Linked DNA regions of Homo sapiens: region 1 is linked to region 2. A link is a loop called in an ENCODE intact Hi-C map of the cell type or tissue named here. Cell type or tissue: heart left ventricle. All regions are shown on one strand. Links, peaks and the distances in the headings refer to the core of each region. The heading gives the core; the rest is flanking DNA.

What was found. Peaks named below come from ENCODE experiments on the same cell type or tissue, not always from the same donor. Only the 100,000 strongest peaks of a DNase experiment are listed, where the experiment ranks them.
Region 1: it touches region 2 in a loop (2.2-fold over the local background); 7 of 110 quality-filtered maps call a loop at or near these places.

The regions. Positions count from the first base shown.
Region 1 is chr4:189,802,405-189,812,904 of GRCh38, reverse strand. All of the region lies in intron 3 of FRG1-DT (FRG1 divergent transcript), which reads left to right. Among named protein-coding and RNA genes, the nearest start is that of LINC01596, 74 kb to the left of the region's middle. In heart left ventricle, for the core only: no CTCF peak of the experiment used is centred there; a DNase peak (open chromatin) is centred at 5,793.
Region 2 is chr4:189,900,262-189,910,761 of GRCh38, reverse strand. The region is part of intron 2 of FRG1-DT (FRG1 divergent transcript); the gene reads left to right. Among named protein-coding and RNA genes, the nearest start is that of LINC01596, 24 kb to the right of the region's middle. In heart left ventricle, for the core only: CTCF peaks have their summits at 5,929 and 6,138 (motif pointing right); no DNase peak of the experiment used is centred there.

The sequences.
Region 1 (10,500 bases), core at 4,280-6,779, 97 kb after region 2:
CCCCCAGGCCACATGGGGCCTAGGATGGCTTTGAATGCAGTCCAATACAAATTGGTAAAGTTTCTTAAAACATTATGAGATTTCTTTGTGTGTGATTTCTTTTTCTTTTAGCTTATCTGCTATCACTAGTGTTGGTATATTTTATGTGTGGCCCAAGATAATTATTTTTCTTCCAATGTGGCCTAAGAAGGCTAAAAGGCTGGGCATCCCATGGATAGGTAAAGGCTGAGCATCCCATGGATAGGTAAAGACTGGGCATCCCATGGGTAGGTAAAGGCTGGGCATCCCATGGGTAGGTAAAGGCATGGAGGCCTGAAAGTGCAGGTAATCTTTGGGGAATAGCAAGTGATCACTGGGATCAAGAAGAGAATGTATAAATATGTGTTAAGATAAAAGCAGTAAAAAGAAAGGTTAGGGCCAGATTAGAAGGACTGTGAATATCATGTTAAAGTTTAAACTGTGCATATTAGAGTATGTGTTTTATAAAGAAAACTTTGGCAACAGTGTGGAGAAGAAATTGGAATTACATGGGAGACCATTTAAGGAGAATATTATCCACCTTTCTTTCCAACTAAGCAAAAGGCCCAGGATTCTGGTCTACACCAAGGGGTCCAGAGATAGTGAGGGTGGGGGAATTCTATGCCTCTAGGTCTGAGGCAGAGTGGTAGCTGGGTAAAAAAGTTCTAATGTACATCTGTTGCATTTCTGAGGTGTAAATACTCCCTCCATGGCCAGTTTTAAGCTATCAGCATCTCATTACTGAGCAGAGTTTAGAAGGCATTAGTATAGTCAACTTCCCTAGCCAGTGCAAGCCAGCTCTAGCTTACTCCTGACAGGTGAGGACGTGTCCTGTAACGGGAAGGGAAATGAGTGTAGGATCACAGAGAATGACTTTATGCAAAGCGGTGGACTTTATGGAACAGGTCAAAGACCTGCTCTGCACCAGAACTAGCTGAGGCTGTCTAAGGCTGAGTCAAGCACCTGGTGGCCTAGGGGGCCTGATCCAAGGGAGAGCAGGACAGGGCCCTGGTTCTGGTTGCCTGGGGAAGAGATAGCATGAATAACAAGCTGTGCTTTTGAGGGAAGACCCCTGAGAGCAGGCTGAGGAAACCCAGGGCCTATGAGGTATTTAGCAAGAGTTCCCTTCCTGGTCAAGGACAGGGCTGTGGCAGGAGGCGGCTTCTGGGAGGGTTCAGAGCCACTGGCAAGCTATGTTCTCAGAGCCTTCCACTGGTGTGCATGATCCCCTTACCTCAGAGTGACTTTCCTAAACACTTCCGCTTTCTCCTCTGTCATACACTTTCTCCAAGACAAGAAAGTGCTATCAGTTTGAATCAGGGCTAAGAAGAGAATAATAATAGCAAATCATAATGAGTCGCACTGAGGTCTGTGATGTCACTTTTCTAAATGCTTTCTATGTCTTAAGTCTTTAATGCTCACTGATATGATTTTCATTTTATAGATGAGGAAATTCAAGCAGGAAGAGATTAAGTAACATTCAGGTGAAATAGCTGGAGAGGGTATAGTGGTAGAACATGCCATAGCGGGCTGACTCCATAGCCCATGCCCCACTCTGCTACACTGGGGAGAAGAAAAAATCCAGGGAGGACAAAGTATTAGTATCTCAAGATACCATGCACTGCATAAATGAGGTAGGTGAGTCCATGACCTGGCATCTAACAGATGTGCAAGTAATCTGTTTTGAATAGATAAATGGAAAGCCTCTATTACATCAGTTAATCTTTATACGGTGAGAGTTTTATAGCCTTCACTATCTTGCGTTTTGATTTTGGGTATTTCAGAATTAAGATGATCTTTGAGCAGCGCGTTATAGTTTCCCAAACAAGAATGTGAGAAACACCGGAAGAATACGCCCAGCCTCAGCCCGAAACACCGCGGGAATACGCCCGGCCTCAGCCTGGGACACCGGAAGAATAAGCCCGGCCTCAGCCTGGAACACCGGAAGAACACGCCCGGCCTCAGCCCGGAACACCGGAAGAACACGCCCGGCCTCAGCCCGGGACACCGCGGGAACACGCCCGGCCTCAGCCCGGGACACCGCGGGAACACGCCCGGCCTCAGCCCGGAACACCGGAAGAACACGCCCGGCCTCAGCCCGGGACACCGCGGGAACACGCCCGGCCTCAGCCCGGGACACCGCGGGAACACGCCCGGCCTCAGCCCGGAACACCTGAAGAACACGCCCGGCCTCAGCCCGGGACACCGCGGGAACACGCCCGGCCTCAGCCCGGGACACCGCGGGAACACGCCCGGCCTCAGCCCGGGACACCGCGGGAACACGCCCGGCCTCAGCTCGGAACACCGGAAGAACACCGGAAGAACACGCCCGGCCTCAGCCCGGGACACCGCGGGAACACGCCCAGCCTCAGCCTGGAACACTGCGGGAATACGCCCAGCCTCAGTTTTGAAATATTGCATCAGTTCTTCTGCTCCTACATCATGGAGCTCTTCCTCATCAATAGATTTAATTAATTTAAATATTTATTTACAATAGCCTCTTTTATCTTGACCTGTTCTGCACAAGGCAGTCCTGGATACTGTGCTGAGGGTTTCACTCCGCGATAGCCGGTGCCCTACCCGAGTCTCTGCACAGCGGCTACATCCCCGTCTCAAACCAGTGCTCTGGCGTCTGTGTTTACCCTCCCTGAGCTTACTGTATAAAAAAGACTGCTTTTGAGAGACATCAAGAATGCACGGTTCCACCTTTATGATGAGAGACAGATCCCATTAAAAGAAAAGTTCTGCATTCTGAAAAACTGAGTAGGTTGGCACTTAAAAGGGAATTCCAGCTGGTTAATTTAGGGTGCTGAAAAAAAGATCCGGCACAGGAATGCTTTCTGGCTGTGGGCCCACTGCATTTTCAACTGATTGCGAACTGGAGACGTTTTCATCACACGAGGGACTCCGCTTTTCAGTATCATGTTGTTCTGAGACAGGAAAACAAGTGAGCACACACGGTTTGGCCCTGGTATCCTAGCTATATTCACGAACATGATCAATGCCAGTTGCATGGAAACCAAAGATAGCCTTATGCTTGCCGATATATTAAAAGTAAAAAAAAAATCTGAATGAAAATTTTAAAAATATTTTCCGTCTTGAAGTTTTTTTTTATTCTTGCCTCCTAATTTTCTTTTCTGTTGTGTCTAAGAAAATATTCTGAAGATATGAAAAGAGCTTTAGGTAAAAGAACAGTTTTGAAAATTGTTAATTTCCTGTGGTATTTTTTTTCTTCAGTGGCTTAATGTGAAAAAAATGTATAGGAATCCTCTGTGGGTCCAGGCAGCTCTCCAGGGCAGCTGTCCTCCATGCAATGATCCAGCAATTCATACAGCTTTAGCCTGTTGCTCTACCAACTCCACACCAGACCTGGTTCTTTGACAAAGAGAATGAGAAGCTCAGATGCTGTGGAGAGACTTTTCGCGGCTTTGGCCTGAAAGTGACACATATTGCTTCTGCTCCCGTTTCCTGGGCCAGAAGTTGTTATATGGCTCTGCCTAACTGCAAGCGTCTGGGAAGCATAGTCTCCCATCTGCCCAGAAAGAAGAAGAGAGCTGGATATTGCTGAACACTGGTAATGGCATGTTGTCCAATCATGCTTCCCAGAAACCGGCATAGTCCAAATGGTCTGTGCTCCAAGTGAACAGAAAAAAACCCTAAGTCTGCTGCCACCTATACAAACTAACAAAGCAAAACACCTCCCATTGTGATTTCTCATTTCTATAGAGTGTTGAAGTTTCCCTAAATAAATTGTCCCTTTCATAGAATTTTCTTTTCCATTTTTCCAATTTTCTCTTATTCCATTCATTTCAGCCAAAGGAATGTTGCTCACCTCTCTAGGTAGAGTCTGGATAACTTTTGCAGTAGCAGTAGCCCCAAGAATTGATGCCCTCAGAAACATGTCTGCATTTGAATTACTTCAACTCTGAATATTCTTTGTGCTATTTATTGTCAAGGCATTTAAAACTGTATGATGCAGTTGGCCTCAATACTATTAATGCACTGTCTTGGTTCCTCATCCTGGTGGTAGGACTGTTCCTCTCTTCTCAATACCACTTGGGGGGCTGGCTATCAAGTGACCAAATTTAGGGATGGTTGGGACAGGTATTGATGACCTAGAGATCCAATATTCATTTATTCTGTTTCTAACACTGTTCATTGCTTTGTATAAATCCAAGTTGCTGTCTGGTGTCATATGTCTTCCTCCCAGAGAACTCCCTTTAACATTTCTTACATGTAGGTCTGTTGGCAATGATTTCTCTCCGTTTTTATTTGTCTGAGAAAGTCTTTATTTCTCCTTCATTTTCTCACAGGGAATAAAACACTGAGTTGATATTTTTTTTTCTTTCAGCGCTTTCAAGATGTCACCCCATTGCATTCTGTATTGCGTGATTTCTGATGTGAGATCTACTGTAATTTTTCTGTGCTCCTTGTTATACAATTTGTAAGAGCTATAAAGCGTCTGAACTTTTATTCTACTTTTAAGCTAAAAATTTAGCCTGCTGTAGTTTCATAGAAGCTGGTAGAAGACAGGAGACAACAAACAAATGACAACGAGCAATCAGTGACACACTTTGTAAGATGTTCGGGAACAGGAGAGAGCTGTGGAAAGCTGGCTCCCAACAGAAATGTGTGTTTCATTGGCTGACTTCAGGATTACCTGTTTGTGTTTTGTTTTCAGTTTGAATACAAAATATATAGGCGTTCATGCATGCGCATGCGCTTGTGTGTGTGTGTGTATGTATGTGTGTATGTGTGTTTGTCTCTGTGTGTCTTGTGAGTATGCATGTGTCTCTGTGTGTGTCTGTGTGTGTGTGTATGTATGTGTGTGTGTGTGTGTGTGTGTGTGTGTGTGTGTGTTGGTACTTACTCCTGTATGGTATTGTGAGCTATTTGGCTCAGAGATTTGTTGTCTGTCATTGTTGTCTGTTTGTGACACTCTTGGCTATTATTTCTTTTGTCCTATTCTCCTCCTCTCTCTCTTTAGAGATTCCACGTATACGTGTGTTAGATCATTTGATAGTCTCTCACGGTGCTTGGGTGCATTATTCCGTGTCTGCTGCTGTACAGTCTTTTTTATTTGTGTCTTAGCCTAGGTACTTTCTATGGACCTGTCTTTAAGTTTACTGATTATTTTCTCGGTTAAGTCTTCCAATGGGGCTGTAGAAGATGCTTTCATCTCTATTACTGTCTGTTATTTCTGGGATTTGAACTACATTATTTGTTACAGTTTCCATCTCTATGCTGAAATAATCTGTCTGATCTTAAACATCATCCACCTCTTTATTGAAGGCTTTAACTTATTAATCATAATTATTTTAAGCTCTTTATCAGATAGCTCCAACATCTGTGTCGCACCTGAGTCTAGTTATGCAGATTCCCTTTTATTTTTTTTTTCGAGATGGAGTTTCGCCCTGTCTCCCAGGCTGGAGTGCAATGGTGCTGAGAGGTGACAACGTGCTAGCAGCCCTTGCTCGCTCTGGGCGCCTCCTCGGCCTCAGTGTCCTCTCTGGCCGCGCTCCAGGAGCCCTTCAGCCGGCCGCTGCGCTGTGGGGACCCCTCTCTGGGGCTGGCTGAGGCTGGAGCCGGCTCCCTCTGTTCGCGGGGAGGTGTGGAGGGAGAGGCGCAGGCCGAGCCCGGGCTGCACGCATTGCTGGCGGGCCGGCGCGGGGCGCGGGTTCCAGGTGGGCGCGGCTCTGCAGGCCCCGCACTCCGCGAGGCCGGCCGGCACCTGCTGGGCTTGACCGGGCTTGATACGGGGACGAGCTCCCTCTGGGCTGCCAGAGTGCCCGGGCTGGGTGCCGAAAAGTCCCATGGCCAGTGCCATTGAGAGGTGAAGCCAGCTGGGCTTCCGGGTAGGGTGGGAACTCGGAGAAATTTTCTGTTTAGCTAAAGGATTGTAAACACACCAATCAGCACTCTGTGTCCAGCTAGAGCTTTGTAAATGCACCAATCAACACTCTGTGTCTAGCTAGAGGTTTATAAACACACCAGTCAGCACTCTGTCTAGCTAGAGGTTTGTAAACACACTGATCAGCACTCTGTGTCTAGCTCATCTGGTGGGGACTTGGAGAACTTTTACGTCTAGCTAAAGTTTTGTAAAAGCACCAATCAGCGCTTTGTCAAAATGGGCCAATCAGCTCTCTGTAAAATGGACCAATCAGCTCTCTATAAAATGGACCAATCAGCTCTCTGTAAAATGGACCAATCAGTAGGATGTGGGTGGGGCCACCAGTGGCAACCCGCTCTGGTCCCTTTCCAGGCTGTGGAAGTTTTGTTCTTCCGCTGTTCGCAGTAAATCTTGGTGCTGCTCACTCTTTGGGTCCATGCTGCCTTTTTGAGCTGTAACAGTCACCGCAAAGGTCTGCAGCTTCACTCCTGAAGTCAGCCAGACCATGAACCCACCAGCAGGAAGAAACTCTGGACCCATCTGAACATCTGAAGGAACAAACTCCGGACACACCATCTTCAGGAACTGTAACACTCACCGCGAGGGTCCACCGCCAGGGTCCACGGGTCCGCAGCTTCATTCTTGAAGTCAGCGAGACCAAGAACCCACCAATTCCGGGCACAGTGCAACTTCCGCCTCCTGGGTTCAAGCGATTCTCCTGCCTCAGCCTCCCAAGTTGCTGGGATTACAGGCATGCACCACCACGCCTAGCTAATTTTGTTGTATTTTTAGTAGAGACGGGGTTTCACCATGTTGGCCAGGGTGTTCCCAAACTCCTGACCTCAGGTGATCCACCCGCCTCAGCCTCCCAAAGTGCTGGGATTACAGGCATGAGCCATGGCACCTGGCTGCAGATTTCTTTGTCTCTTGGCAGCGCATTGTTTTTTTTCTGTCTTTTCACATGCCTTGTAATTTTTTGTTGGAAAGTCAGACATCTTGTTCAGGACAGTAGAGACAAAGCTAGATAGTTTTTGTGTGTGGAAGTGGGTGATCTGCGAGGCCTTTAGTGTGGGCATTTGTGTTCATCTAGTGAGGAGTTGGGAAGGGTTTGAGATTTGTAGTTCCTATAATTATCCTCCATGATCCACAGTCTTCAGATTCCTCTAGCAATCCTGTGTATTTGATGTGGGGACAGTTCCCCAAAGTGTTTCTCAAAGTCTGCTCCACTCTCAGCTTTGGGCCTTCCCTCTGTGCTGTGCGGTGGAGAGCGCCGGTCTCTTATAGCTCGCTCCTCAGTGCCCGCGGCACCTTGCTCCCAGCAGTGTTGCACCTTGCTCCCCGCAGTGCTCCGTGGCACCTTGCTGCTCACGCTGGAAGCTTGTTAGTGCAGGGAACCGTGCTGGACACATCCTCTGCTGTTCTGACCCAGCCTCGGTCTCCACCTCCGTCCTTGGTTCACAGAGGCGTGACCTTCATGAGTGTTTCTCCTCCTCAGCTCTAGTTGATCCCGGAGCAATGCATTTTCTAGATCTCAACATCACAGATCGGAAGTCGGAACGGTTAGTTTGTTTTTATCTCTTAATTTATGGTCTTCAATTTGCCCATTTAATGGAAGGAAAATAGTGCGACTATTGTAACTGAACTGTCCCAGATGTAAAAGTCAATCATTTAGGCATCTAGGAAGAACCGCTAAGATACTTTGTGGGAAACAGAAGTCATGTTGGACATTATGCCTACTTCCCAAGAGCTTGTGGTCTAAATGGCAAATAGTTTCTAGTAAACCCATAGTTAAAATCTAAAATGTGTGACCTGCCAAGAACAGTTGAATGATTTCCAGGAAGGGAGTGACGACTGAGGTCAACTGCCAGGAGGAGGTGAGGCTTGGAGTCTGCATTGCTGAATGCAAAGGGCGGGGGCTTTGCTGTCAGACTGGGCAGATGCCAGCTCCCAGCTTTGCCTCTTGCCTGGTGTAGCATGTCAGTTAAATGGCTTCACACCTCTGTGTCCTAGTGGATAAAGTGCCGATGATGTTCGACCTTCAGGCTTGCCAACGGAACTAAAGGAAATAATATATGAAGACCTTCATATAGTTCTCAGCTTATAGAAGGGATATGAGCCATTAGAATTTAATTTTTGTTTTTTCTTCTGAAACCCCAATTATAAAAAATGGTAGCTTTTGCATAGGCAGAGAGAAGACAGGAAAGAACTCTAGAAGAGGAAAAAGTAGAAGTGAAGTGCCTGGATTTAGCAGTGATTATGATAGTTTTGTGGCACATGGAGACCAGCCTAGCTAGAGCAGCGACTGAAAGCGACAGGAATTAGTATAACTCCAGCGGCAAAACACAGGCAACAAATGCACACTTTTGATGGTTTGGTGCCTAAACCCTCACCTGGGCTTTTAGGCCAATATCAGACCTGCCTCATCAGGGCCATACATAGACTTGCTGGTGCCCTTCCTTGCAGAGGTGCACTAGTGCCTTTATTCCAGATAAGACAGAAGGAACAATTTCTTGGGATGGGTCAGGGTATACCTAGTTCACCATGGCAGGATGTGGCTCAGACTTTTGGAGGCTTTATTAACCAGGTCTTTCTTTCCGATGCTTTGATATCTGCGATCTTGCCTGCCGCTCCCAGAGTTAGCCAATTCCTAGAGATAGTAAAGGGTTCACCTTCAAGTGTGTCTTTCAAATGCAAACCAACCAACCCAGAGCCATACCCCCAACCCACTTCTTTAGGAGCTCTCAGACTCAGGGCCACTGTTCTGCTGCCCTGATTGCTCAAGGCCAGGTCCTGGACAACTAGGAACAGCCCCAGGGGCCATCAAGGTTATTCAAACTAGCCAATCCTAAACCTGCTTATCCTGCCTCATGTACCTTCCTGTGGGAACTGTAATGAAGACTCTTGCCTGTGTCTTTCTCTCACTCCCTCTGCCTCCTGAGTGACCCCAGTGCTTTTCCATGTGGGCCTCTGGTGTGCAGAGCCCACTTGTCCTGCGACCTGTGAGTAACAAACCATCTTTTCAGTCGTATTGTCTTCTGACCTGCTGGCCTCACCACATCTGAATAATCATAAAGCCTACATTTTAAAACAGACAAATCCCCTTACAAGAACAGGGCAGATACTCGTTATATGTTCACATCCAGAGTCTGTTAAAACAGAGACAAATCCGGTTACAAGGACGGGGCAGATACTGGTTCTATGTTCACATCCAGAGTCTGTTAAAACAGAGACAAATCCCCTTACAAGGACGGGGCAGATACTGGTTCTATGTTCACATCCAGAGTCTGTTAAAACAGAGACAAATCCCCTTACAAGGACGGGGCAGATACTGGTTACATGTTCATATCGAGAGTCTGGGCTGACAGGAGGAACTCAGTGTCTGGAAGACAAGGAGCAAGAACAGTGAGTTAGGTGGGAGGTGGCTGAGGGGAAGGTGTTTTGCCAGAGTAATGGAGGTGACGTGGAGGAGGATTGAAGCCCAGCAAGGGCTCTGTTGAGAAATACGTCCAGGCCGGGGGCTTGCAGCGCTTCTCAGGGTTTTGGCACCCAGGGTGGTCAGGGGTTGGTACCCAAGCTCTGAGAGACAGGACCTCAGGCTAAAGGAGAGAGACATGTTTCCGAATGAGAGACTCAAGGTTTTGGCACCCAGGGAAGTCAGGGGCTGGTACCCAAGTTCTGAGAGACAGGACCTCAGCCTAGAGGAGAGAGACATGTTTCCAAATGAGAGACTTGGATTCTGGGTAACACAAGTGATGTGAAAGCTTAATAATAAATCTTGGGAATGAAGCATAAGCCCAGATGTGAAACCTACGGTGCCATATCTGTGCTGGACAATAGGAGGCAGTGCTGCCCAACCCAAGGATATTGGCCAAAGCCGCCTTCAGTACTTTCTATCTAAGGTCAGCATTAAGTCTAGGAAAGACCAGACTGGGGATGAGCCTGTGGGGAGGTCAGGTTGCCACAACTGTGCGGGGAAACCAGACCAGCTCTGGCAGAAGGTGTGGTCAGGAGTCTCGTTCTTGCGTCATCCACTCAGGGTTCTAGTACAAGTTCCTTTCTCACAAGTCTTGCTGTTCCTGTTACAGTCAGCCCACTCCCCAGTCCACACAGTTTCTTGGCCCCAGGGGCCCATTTTGCTCTCATCATCCTATGGAAGGTGCCTCTTGAAATTTATAGCCCCTAAAATCCTGCAAATGCGTTGATAACAGATGTCTACTTGGCTACATCTGAGAGGGCTTCTCTGTCATGACCACCAGCCTGCAGAGTGCTGTTCCCAGCTGCTGCTTCAAGGGGGGGTGCTGACTGATGGAATTTCTGCAGGGATCTCTTCATTCTTCCTCGTTTTTCTTCCTGAGGAGAAAATTTTGCTTTATCATTAAGTCTTCTGGGTCTGATTCTGCTCAGCTGAGTCTGACACTTTCCTAAATCTTACTTTCACAGCCTCTCATGAGGTGGTCTGAGTATTACAGAATTTGACTCTCCATTGCAAGGGAACAGGGGCCAAACCCCCTCCAAAATGGCTGCAGAATAGGGGCTAGCTCGGTGTTAGGCACCCTTGAATCTAGGTTCCTTAGCTCTGACTGTCCCTGTTC
Region 2 (10,500 bases), core at 4,935-7,434:
ATAGAGTGGCACAATGCATAAAAGATACTCATCAGTACATATTTATAAGGGAGTCACTTTAGATATAAAGATACATAGAGGCTCAAAGTGAAGGGATGGGAACAGACACTCTACACAAATGGTAACCAAAAAGGAGCAAGGGTATCTATACTTAGATCAGAAAAAATAGACTTGAAATCAAAAACTGTCACTAGAGACTAAGAAGGTCATTATGTAATGATAAAAGTTCGCTTCAACAGGAAGATTATGTATCCACCCAACATTAGAACACCTAAATATATAAAGTTAATATCAACAAAGCTAAGGGGAGAAATCAGTAACAATAAAAGAATAGTAGCTAACTTCAGTACCCCAAATGCAATAATGGATAGAACATCTAGGCAGGAAAAAAAAGAAAAAAAAGAGGAAACAGCTGACTTGAACAACATGGTACATTAAACACTGACATATACAGAACTTTCCATCCAACAGCATCAGAATATACATTCTTCTCAAGTGCACACAGAACATTCTCTGAGATAGATCAAATCTTAGGTCACAAGGCATCCTACAAATTTAAGAAGTTTGATATAATGCCAAGTATCTTCTCAGACCACAATGGAATAAAATTAGAAATCAATAACAAAGAAAACAGAAACATTTACAAAAATGCAGAAACTAAACAACACACTCTTGAACAACCATTGGGTAAAAGGAGAAATCAAAAGGGAATTTTAAAAGTATCTTGAGACAAACAAAAATGAACATACAACTCAACAAAACTTACAGGATGCAGCAAAAGAAGTGCTAAGAGGGAAATGTTATAGTGATAAACACCTACATTAAAAAATAAGAAAGATCTCAATTGAACAACCTAACTTTACAAATAAACAGTTAGAAAAAGAAGAACTAACTAAGCCCAAAGTTAGCATAATGAAGTAAATAATAAAGATTAGAATATAAATAAAATAACTTTAAAATAAAAAACAATATAAAAATCAACAAAGCTAGAGTTGTATTTTTGGAAATAAAAACAAAAATAACAAACCCCTAGCTACATTAAGAAAAAAAGAGAGACTCAAGTAAATATAATCAGAAATGAAAATGGAGACATTATAACAAATGTACAGGAATACAAATGATTATAAAGGACAATTAAGCAATTATATGCCAATAAATTGGATAACCTAGAAGAAATGGATAAATTCTTAGAAAGATGCAATCTACCAAGTTGGAACAAAAAAGAAATAGAACAGACCAAAAGCAAGCAAAGAGATTCAATCAGTAATAAAAAATTTCCCAACAAAGAAAAGCCCAGGTGCAGATGCTTTCATGGGCAACTTCTACCAAACAGTCAAAGAAGAACTAACACCAAAACTTCTTAAGCTCTTTAGAAAAAATAGAAGAGAGAATACTCCCAAACTCATTTCATGAGGCCAATGTTACCATGACTTAAAAGCTAGATGAAAACAACACAAGAAAAAATAATTACAGACCAGTATCCTTAATGAATATAGATGCAAAAATTCTCAATAAACTACTAATTGGAATTTATCTATGGGATGCAAGGATGGTTCAATGTGTAAAAATTAATAATGTGATATACCACATTAACAGAATGAAAGACAAAAATAACATTCCAATAGATGCAGAAAACACATTTGACAAAATTCAACATACTTTCATGATAAAACTCTCAACAAAATAGGTATAGAAGAAACTTACCTCAACACTATAAAGGCTGTATATGAAAAACCTGTATCTAATATAATAATCAATGGGGAAAAATGAAAGCTTTTTCTTTAATATCTGGAACAAGACAAGGATGCCTACTCTCACCACTCCTATTCAACATAGTACTGGAAGTCCTAGCCAGAGAAATCAGGCAAGAGAAATAAAAGGCATCAAAATTGAAAGGAAAGATGTAGTTATCTCTGTTAACAGAAGACATGATTATTATACATTGAAAACTCTAAAGACTCCACAGAAAATGGTTAGAAATAATTGGTTAGAAATAATACAGTCAGTCTTTCATATCTGCCAGGGATTTGTTTCAGGACCCCCTCAGATAACAAAATCTGTGATGATCAACTCCCTCATGTAAAATCATGTACAGTTGGCCCTGTGTATCCATGGGTCCACATCTGTGGATTCAAACCACCACAGATGGAAAATATGTACAAGTTTGGTTCATGGTTGGTTGAGTTCATGGTTGCAGAACCCATGAATATGAAGGACTGACTATATAATAAATTTATTAAAGTTGTAGGATATACAATAGACATACAAAAATCATTGCTATTTCTAAACACTAACAATGAATTGTCTGAAAGGGAAATTTAAAAAACAATATCAAATAAACTACTTTGGAATTAACTAACCAAAGAAGTGAAAGACTTAAACACTACAAATTACAAAAGATTGATGATGGAAATTTGAAGTAAATTGAAAGACAACCCATGGATTGAAAGAGTGAGTACTGTATTATTAAAGTGTCCATATTACTCAAAGCAATCTACACATTTAATGTAATCCATATCAAAATCCCAATGGTGTCTCTCGCAGAAATAGAAAAAATAATCCTAAAATTCATATAGAATCACAAAAAACCCTGAGTAGCCAAAGCAATTTTGAGCAAGAACAAAGCTACAGGTATCACACTTCCTGACTTCAAATTAAATTACAAAGCTGTAGAAAGGAAAACACTGTGGTACTGGCATAAAAACAGACACATAAACCAGTGGAACAAAATAGAGAACCTAGGTATAACCCACACATTTGCAGCAATTGATCACCCTGGAGGGTGACAAGGAGACACAATAGGGGGAGGATATGCTCTTGAACAAATGGTGTTAGGAAAGCTGGATGTCCACATGCAAAACAATGAAATCGGATCCCTAGCTCACATCATACATAAAAATTAACTCAAAATGGATTAAACATTTAAATGCAATACCTGAAACCATAAAACTCCTAGAAGAAGACAGGAGAAAACATTCTTGACATTGGTCTTGGCAATAATTTGTTTAGATATGATGCCAAAAGCACAGGCAACAAAGGCAAAATAGGTAAATGAATTACATCAAACTAAAAAGCTTCTGCACAGCAAAGAAAACAACTAATGAAATGATAAGGCAACCTATGAAATGGGGAAAAAGTTTGTAAACCATATCTCTTATAAGGAGTTCAAAAAATAAGGACACATACACATCAATTCCAAAATTACAAATAACCTAATTTTATTTTAAGGCAAAGAATCTAAATAAATATATCTCAAAAGAAGGAATTCAAATGGCTAACAGGTATATGAAAATGTGCTCAACATCTCTAAACTTCAGAGAAATGCAAATCAAAACCACAATGAGATATCAGGTCACACCTGTCAAAATGGCTATTATCAAAAAGGCCAAAGATAAGTGTTGGTGAGAATGTGGAGAAAAGGAAACCCTTATACACTATTGATGGGAATGCAAATTAGTAAAACACAGAAAACAGTATTGAGGTTCCTCCAAAGAAAATTGAAACTAGCACTGGCCTGGTGTGGTGGCTCACACCTGTAACCCCAGGATTTGGGGAAGCTAAGGCAGGAGTCCAGGAGCTCCAGACCAGCCTGGGTAACATAGCAAGACCCCATCTCTGAAAAAATTTAAAATTAGCCAGACATGGTGTTGTACACCTGTAGTCCCAGCTACTTGGGAGGCTGAGGTAGGAGGATCCCTTGAGCCCAGGAGTTCAAGGCTGCAGTGAGCTATGATCTTGCCACTGGACTTTACCCTGGATGACAGAGTGAGACCCCATTTCAAAAATAAAAAAAAGAACTGCCACAATCCAATAATTTCACTTCTGGATATATGTCCAATGAAATTGACATAAGAGTCTTAGAGAGGTGTCTGTCATCCCCTGTTCATTGCAGCATGACACACAATGACCAAAATATGAAAATAACCTAAATGTCCTTTGGCAGAGGAACAGATGAATGGGTAAAGAAAATGTGGCATGTATATATAAAATGAAATATTATCCGACCTTAAAAAAGAAGGAAATCCTTCTATTTGTGAAAACATGGATGGAGCTGGAAGATATTGCACCAAGCAAAAATGCAAGACACAGAGAAAAATACTTCATGATCTCACTTACATGAGGAATCTACAACAGTCAAATTCATAAAAACAGAGAATAGGACAGTGGTTGCCAGGGGCTCAGGGAGGGGAAACGGGGTGATGTTGGTTAAATTGTACAAAGTTCAAGTTATAATAATTTCTGGAGATATAATGTACAACATGGAACAACACTGTGTCATATTCTTGTGTTCTGCTAAAGGACTAGATCATAAATTAATTACTGTCAACACACACAATGGTAAATATGTAGAGATAATAAATATGCTAATTTGCTTGATTGTGGTGATCATTTCAAAAAGTATAAAATATCAAAACATTAAGTTACCTTAAATTTACACAATTTTTATATGTCATGTTATCATCATAAAGCTGTTAAGAAATATTTAGTAAATAATGTCTACAACCTGGGAACTTTCTCATGACAGGGAGGGCTAGAGTAGGAAAATGGAATTTTGCAACAAGGATAGGGTGAGGGACATGGGAAATGATTGATCAAGTATTTAAGAAATGACCTGGGTGGAAGCTACATCAGAGAGTATGAGCTTTAGAGCATCTGTCCTCAAATTTTTGGTTTCAGGACCACTTTACATTTAAAAGTTATTGAGGACCCCAAAGAGCTTTTATTTACTTGGATTATATCTATCTATATTTATCATATTAAACATTAAAGCTGAGAAATTAAAAAAATATACTTATATGTTTACATAAATCACATTTTTATTTAAAGTTATCATTTTTAAACAGTAAAGTTGGTGAGAACATTGACATTGTTTTATATTTTTAAGTATGTCTTTAATGTCTGGTTTAATAGAAGAAAACTTCGTTCTCCTTTCTGCTTCTACATTTAATTTCTTGTGACATCCCACGTCAGGTAGCCTCTGGGAAACTCCAATTATACTTGTGAGAGAATGAAATTGGAAAAGGTCAACAAAACCTGTGTATTTTTATGAAAAGAGTTTTGACCTTGCAGAGCCCCTGGAAGGGACCCAGGGACTTCTCAGGGTTCTCTGGCTCATGTGTTCACAGAGTAGAGGGTAAGTCCACAAGAGAAGGCAGTGATTGGCTGTGGGAGGTCTTGCTGAGTGGTGGTAGAGAAGAGGTTGGATGTGTAGAAAGTATGGTCATTGTTGTCATTTCTTTTCCCTTTCCTTTGGCTTCTTGTCGCTGGGATTTCCTCTTTAGCTGCCTAATGAAAGTTTTTGTTTTGTCTTTCTGAGTCTTGATACATTTCAAGAAGTCTTCTATCTCATTTATTTTTCCACCCAAATTTGGAATTTAGGAAGAGTCCATATAGCTATATTTAGATAATTTATCTCCCTGAAGACATTTTGGGATCATTTATAAATCTCTGTAAGCAATGCTCTGATGTCCCTTTATTTTGCTTAGAGACTGGGTCTTGCCGTGTTGTCTGGACTGGAGTGGCTCGATCGTAGCTCACAATACGCAGTACAATCAAACTCCTGGTCTCAAAGCGATCCTGCCACTCAGCCTCCACAGTAGCTAGGTCTGCAGGTGTGTGCCAGCACGCCTAGCTTTTTATTACTATTATTATTATTTCATTATGCTGCCCAGGCTGGTCTTCCAACTCCTGGCCTCAAGTGATCCTCCTGCCTTCTGCCTTCTGAAGAGCTGAGATTACAGCTGTAAGCCACCATGCTGGTCCCGATGTCATTTAAATACAAACAAGATACTATATTCCTTGTAGGAAGTGCTACATAAACATAATTTTTTTGAGCTAGGGTCTTGCCGTGTCACCCAGGCTGGAATGCAGTGGTATGATCACACTCACTGCAGCCTTGACCTCCAGGGCTTAAGCGATCCTCCCACCTCAGCCTTCCAAGTAGCTGGGACCTGAGGTGTGAGCCACCAAGCCCAGCGAATTTTTCAAATTTTTGGTAAAGATGGGTGTGTCATTGTGTTGCCCAGGCTGGTCTTGAACTCTTGGGCTCAAGTTACCCTCCTCCCAGGTCTCCCAAAAGTGCTGGGATTAAGCACCCGGCCCTAAAATTTCATTCACTTTCTTTGTTTGTCCACAAGGTGGTGTTGTTTCCCCACAAGGTGGTGCTGTTTCCCTTCTAATAACATGAGACAGCTCACTCAAGAACATCAAGAACACGACATTCTCTAAAAAATATCACAGTAGTTCCTTTTCCATAACTATTAAGTTTTCAAGGTGTTATCAGGTTTATCTCATAGAAAGAATGTGTAAAATTTTTCATGTACAAACATAATCTTTTAGCAATGAGTTAAAAAATTTGGCATTGTCTGAATGAAGATTTCCTTTTTCCTATAATTTTATTTATTATAATTATATTTTTAGTGATATCAATTGCTTTATAAAAACTCATTACCGAATGACTGTGAAATCGTCTGCTTTGAAGCACAGTGAAATCAGTCAGCATACTGGGTCTAACACGGTTCCTTCCATTTTAAGAAAGCTATTTACACTCCAATTTGCAAGTTGGACTTTACAAAAATTAAAACATTTATAAAATATACTAACTATGATTGTTTTAAAAAGTAATGGTTTTTTTATGGTAAGGAAATAAATTGAAGCTCTGTGTTGGAAAGTGCAGAAAACAAATCAGCATTCTTTATAAATAGATTTTACTGCTGGTTTAGAAATTACCTTATGTGCTTTATAGATGATGGAAAAATGAAATCAGCTGCAGTTAGCACTGTGCATGCGTCGTATTTGCTGTGTCACTTTTAGAAAGATTATGGAATATTGGCAGGTCAGGATTCTCAAAATGATCAGTTCTAAGAAGAGGCTAAATGAAAAAGAATTTAAAAGCAAGCCTAGTTGTTTAATATATACATGGATGAGTTAAGGGGAAATCCTGGACTGGGAGCTAGCAGATCTATGTTCTGACTTTTACTAAGTCATTGGCTGCTACAGCAGGCCGAGCAGACATAACTGCCAAGGCTGCCTGGGAGTTGGGTTGACTGGCAATTGGCACAGGGAGGGAGGGCAATTGCCAGAGTAATGGCCAAATATTCAGGGTTTCATGTTCAGTGAAGTAGGGCATGCATTTATATCCCAAAGGCAAAACTGACGCTAGAATCAGGCCTTCTGGCTGAATCTGAGTCCACAGTCTGATGGGTAGGATGAAGTAGTCTCAGAAATCCAAGCCAGCCAGAACCCATGAGGTGTGCTCTGCAGATATTGGCTGGCAAGCTGCATTAAGATGTTTCATTCCATTGAGCAAACATTCCTTGATTGATTAGGTTAGCATCCCACAGGAGCAGAGACAAATTCTTCAGAATTTGTCCATGAAGCTGTAGTCCCAGAGCTTATATTTCAAGGGCAGAAGGAGGAAACAGCATTTCAGGATGGTAGGTGATTACAGCTAAACCGAATTCTGAAAATAAAAGGAACCCTATGTCTTTGTCTGCTCAGGCTGCTGTTACAAACAACTGTAGACTGAGTGGCTTAAACAGCACATACTTGTTTCTCACAGTTCTGAGAAATCAAAGATTAAAATCTGGGCCAGCAGAGCCAGTGTCTGGTGAAGGCCTTCTTACTGGTTTGCAGGTGTTCTTGTTGTATCTTCACATGGCTGAGAGAAGAGGGCTCTAGTCTCCTTCTCTTCTTATTAGGATGCTAACCCCATCGTGGGAACTCCATCCTCATCAAAACCAAATTACTTCCCAAAGGTCCTCCTTCTAATGCCATTCTATTGTTAGAGTTTCAACATGTGCATTTGTTGATGCAAACATGCAGTCCACAGCATCTTATCTAATCAAATCAGTTGCCCCTTGAATAAAATTCTAGCTCCTATAACAAGACTTAAAATTATGACTTGGTTGTTGCCAAAACGGTCTATCTGGATTTGCTAGAAACCAAGCATATTTGAATATTTCCTCTAAAGATTTTCTCATTCCTACCCTATTATGTATATTTACAGAATTCTTAAATAATTATATACACAAGGCTTCTATTAGCTCTGACTAGAGCTTCTATTAGCTTTGACTATTGCAAGCAGCTTTATAGCACTGTAGGTAAAGCATGTGCTTTGAAATCATACAATAAAATTTATTACATGCTAAGCACTTTATATTCATTATTTAATTTTATCATCTTAATCACCTTCATTATTACCTCCATTAAACCCTATTTGTTGGCTACCTATATTATTCTGATTTTGCAAAACTAAATTTGAGAGCCTTTCCCAATGTCACATAAGTTAATAACTGGCATAGCTGGGGCTTGAATTAAAGTCTACCTGATTCCAAGATCTATTTACCATTGTTCTACAATATGTACTTTTTAGGTCCCTGAGAAGGCTAACAGCCTTTCTTTTGAAATCTGCCTTCTTCCTGGATAGCAGCTTTATTAATATGTGATTAGGGCACCATATTTCAGGCAACAAATTCTTTGAAATCTTTCATTTCCATAGTGAGATAAGGATCAGTTCTGTGGCATTGTCTGCCAGAAAACATCATTTGGAGACTATCTTGTACAAGAAGTAGAAGACACAGCTGGGGGCCTGTGGAGGACAGAAAGCTCACAGCTTCTGTCCATACCCCTTTCACTTCCTCCTCAAGGAGATGGACCTCTGTGGTTGGTCAAGCTTAAGGATCTTTTATGGGCCACAGCTAATGGTGAAATCTTCCTAACTGTAGGTGAAGATTTATGGGCAAGTTGGAGAGTTAAGGTAGCTTGTGGCTGCTCCTTTTAGAAGAAAGTCTGATCATTGCTCTCTTATTTGTGGAACCCCTATGCTTGGTAAGACATGCCTGAAGACCAATCCTGTGTCAGTAGACTTCATATCTACTCTCTTCTACCAATCACACAACTACAGACAAATAAGAAAAATAAAACAAAGCTCAGACACACTCCCCTGGCATGGAGGTCACTCTCTGGCTGGCTGCTTTTCTCTACCCTGGTGCCTCCTGGGTGTTCGGCTCTTTCTTAGACCAAATTGAGACATGGGTTTGGGATTAAAGAGAAGTAAGTGAGAGGGGTCTCTGGCCTGTTTTGGCATTAGACCAAGTAAATAACAGAGTTCTTCTGCCTTAAGCTCAGCTCTGTAGAGCTTTCTCTGTGTTTGGGGAAAATCTCCAGATAGTAATGAAGTGGTATTTTACTGTGCTTCATTTTCTGTACATATATCTCTTTCTTAGGTATCTTGTGGGGAGATTGGTTCCCTGGACAAATACCATCTTAATCACTTTCATTATTACCAATTTTATTTTATTTGCAGAATTAAAATTTAAATGGACATTCAGGAAACAAGTCTGGTGAGAGAATTATGTTATGAGGTAAATCTTTCAGCATCTGCCTTAGGGACATGGATTATTTTCCCCCTTGTTTTTCACCAAGCTCCAGGCTTGCAAAAGAATCGTGATGTGGTCTGAGGCAAACTTACTGATTGGCTAGTGGTAAGTTAAACCGTGGCCTGTAGGACCGCGGGGAACCATTGCCTGTCATCGGCCAGAATCCACTGTTTGGAGGTGTGCGCTGGGAAGGCCATTCATACTTACTGATACATGCTTTGTTCTTGGCACTGTGTTAAGTACTGGACACATGCAACAATTTGGAATATTGTTACATTCAACCCTCACAATAGTCTGATGTATATGTTATTAGTCCCGTATTGGAGACGAGTAAACAAGATTAGAGGAAGAGCAGCACACAGCTGGAACCACACAGGTGGCACTGGGATTGGAAGCAGTTCTGTCTCACCCTGGACCACCATTTCTATGCTGTGTCTCCACTAGAGGATCCTTTCTTTGGTTCTTCTAAGTCATTAGTCATCAATAATTTATCTCCAAACTGTAGGTTTCACAGGAGGAGATGCCACTTGAAGCTGCATGGCTAAAAATGGAGATGGAATGTGGAACATGGTGGGAAACACTGGGAGGGGTTTATTGATAAACTTCAAGTACTTTGTGGGGCTCTGAAAGGCTGTCTTCAAATTCTTTGTCCTACTACCTCTTTCATATTAGTTCAAATGTCATATGGGTATATCTTTTGGGTTAAATTAAGGAAAATCTCCATGATAAGTAAAAAACAAACAAAAAAACCCCAAAAGAATAGAAAGAGGTACTACGAAAAATCAACTCAGATTTCTCAGTTTTGTTAACTCAAAGAAGCCTTGGTCCAGTTGGAAGAAGACAGAATTGATTTTGACAATCTCTAGCAAACCCTTTAGCGTTCAATGCACTCTAGACCATGAGTATAAAGAAGTTCACTTAATGGGTTCACCAAATTAGTTAGTTTGTGTAGTTCAAAGGGAAACAGACACACAGGACTGTGAGGCTTTGACAGGGGTGAAAGGCAAGTGTGGGTCCAGTGAGCCCAGGCAGGCCATGAAGGGGCAGGGCAGGAGGAGGACGGTGCTGGGAGGCTAGGGAACTGGCCACCTCCGTGCTGGCTGAAGATCACAAAAATGAA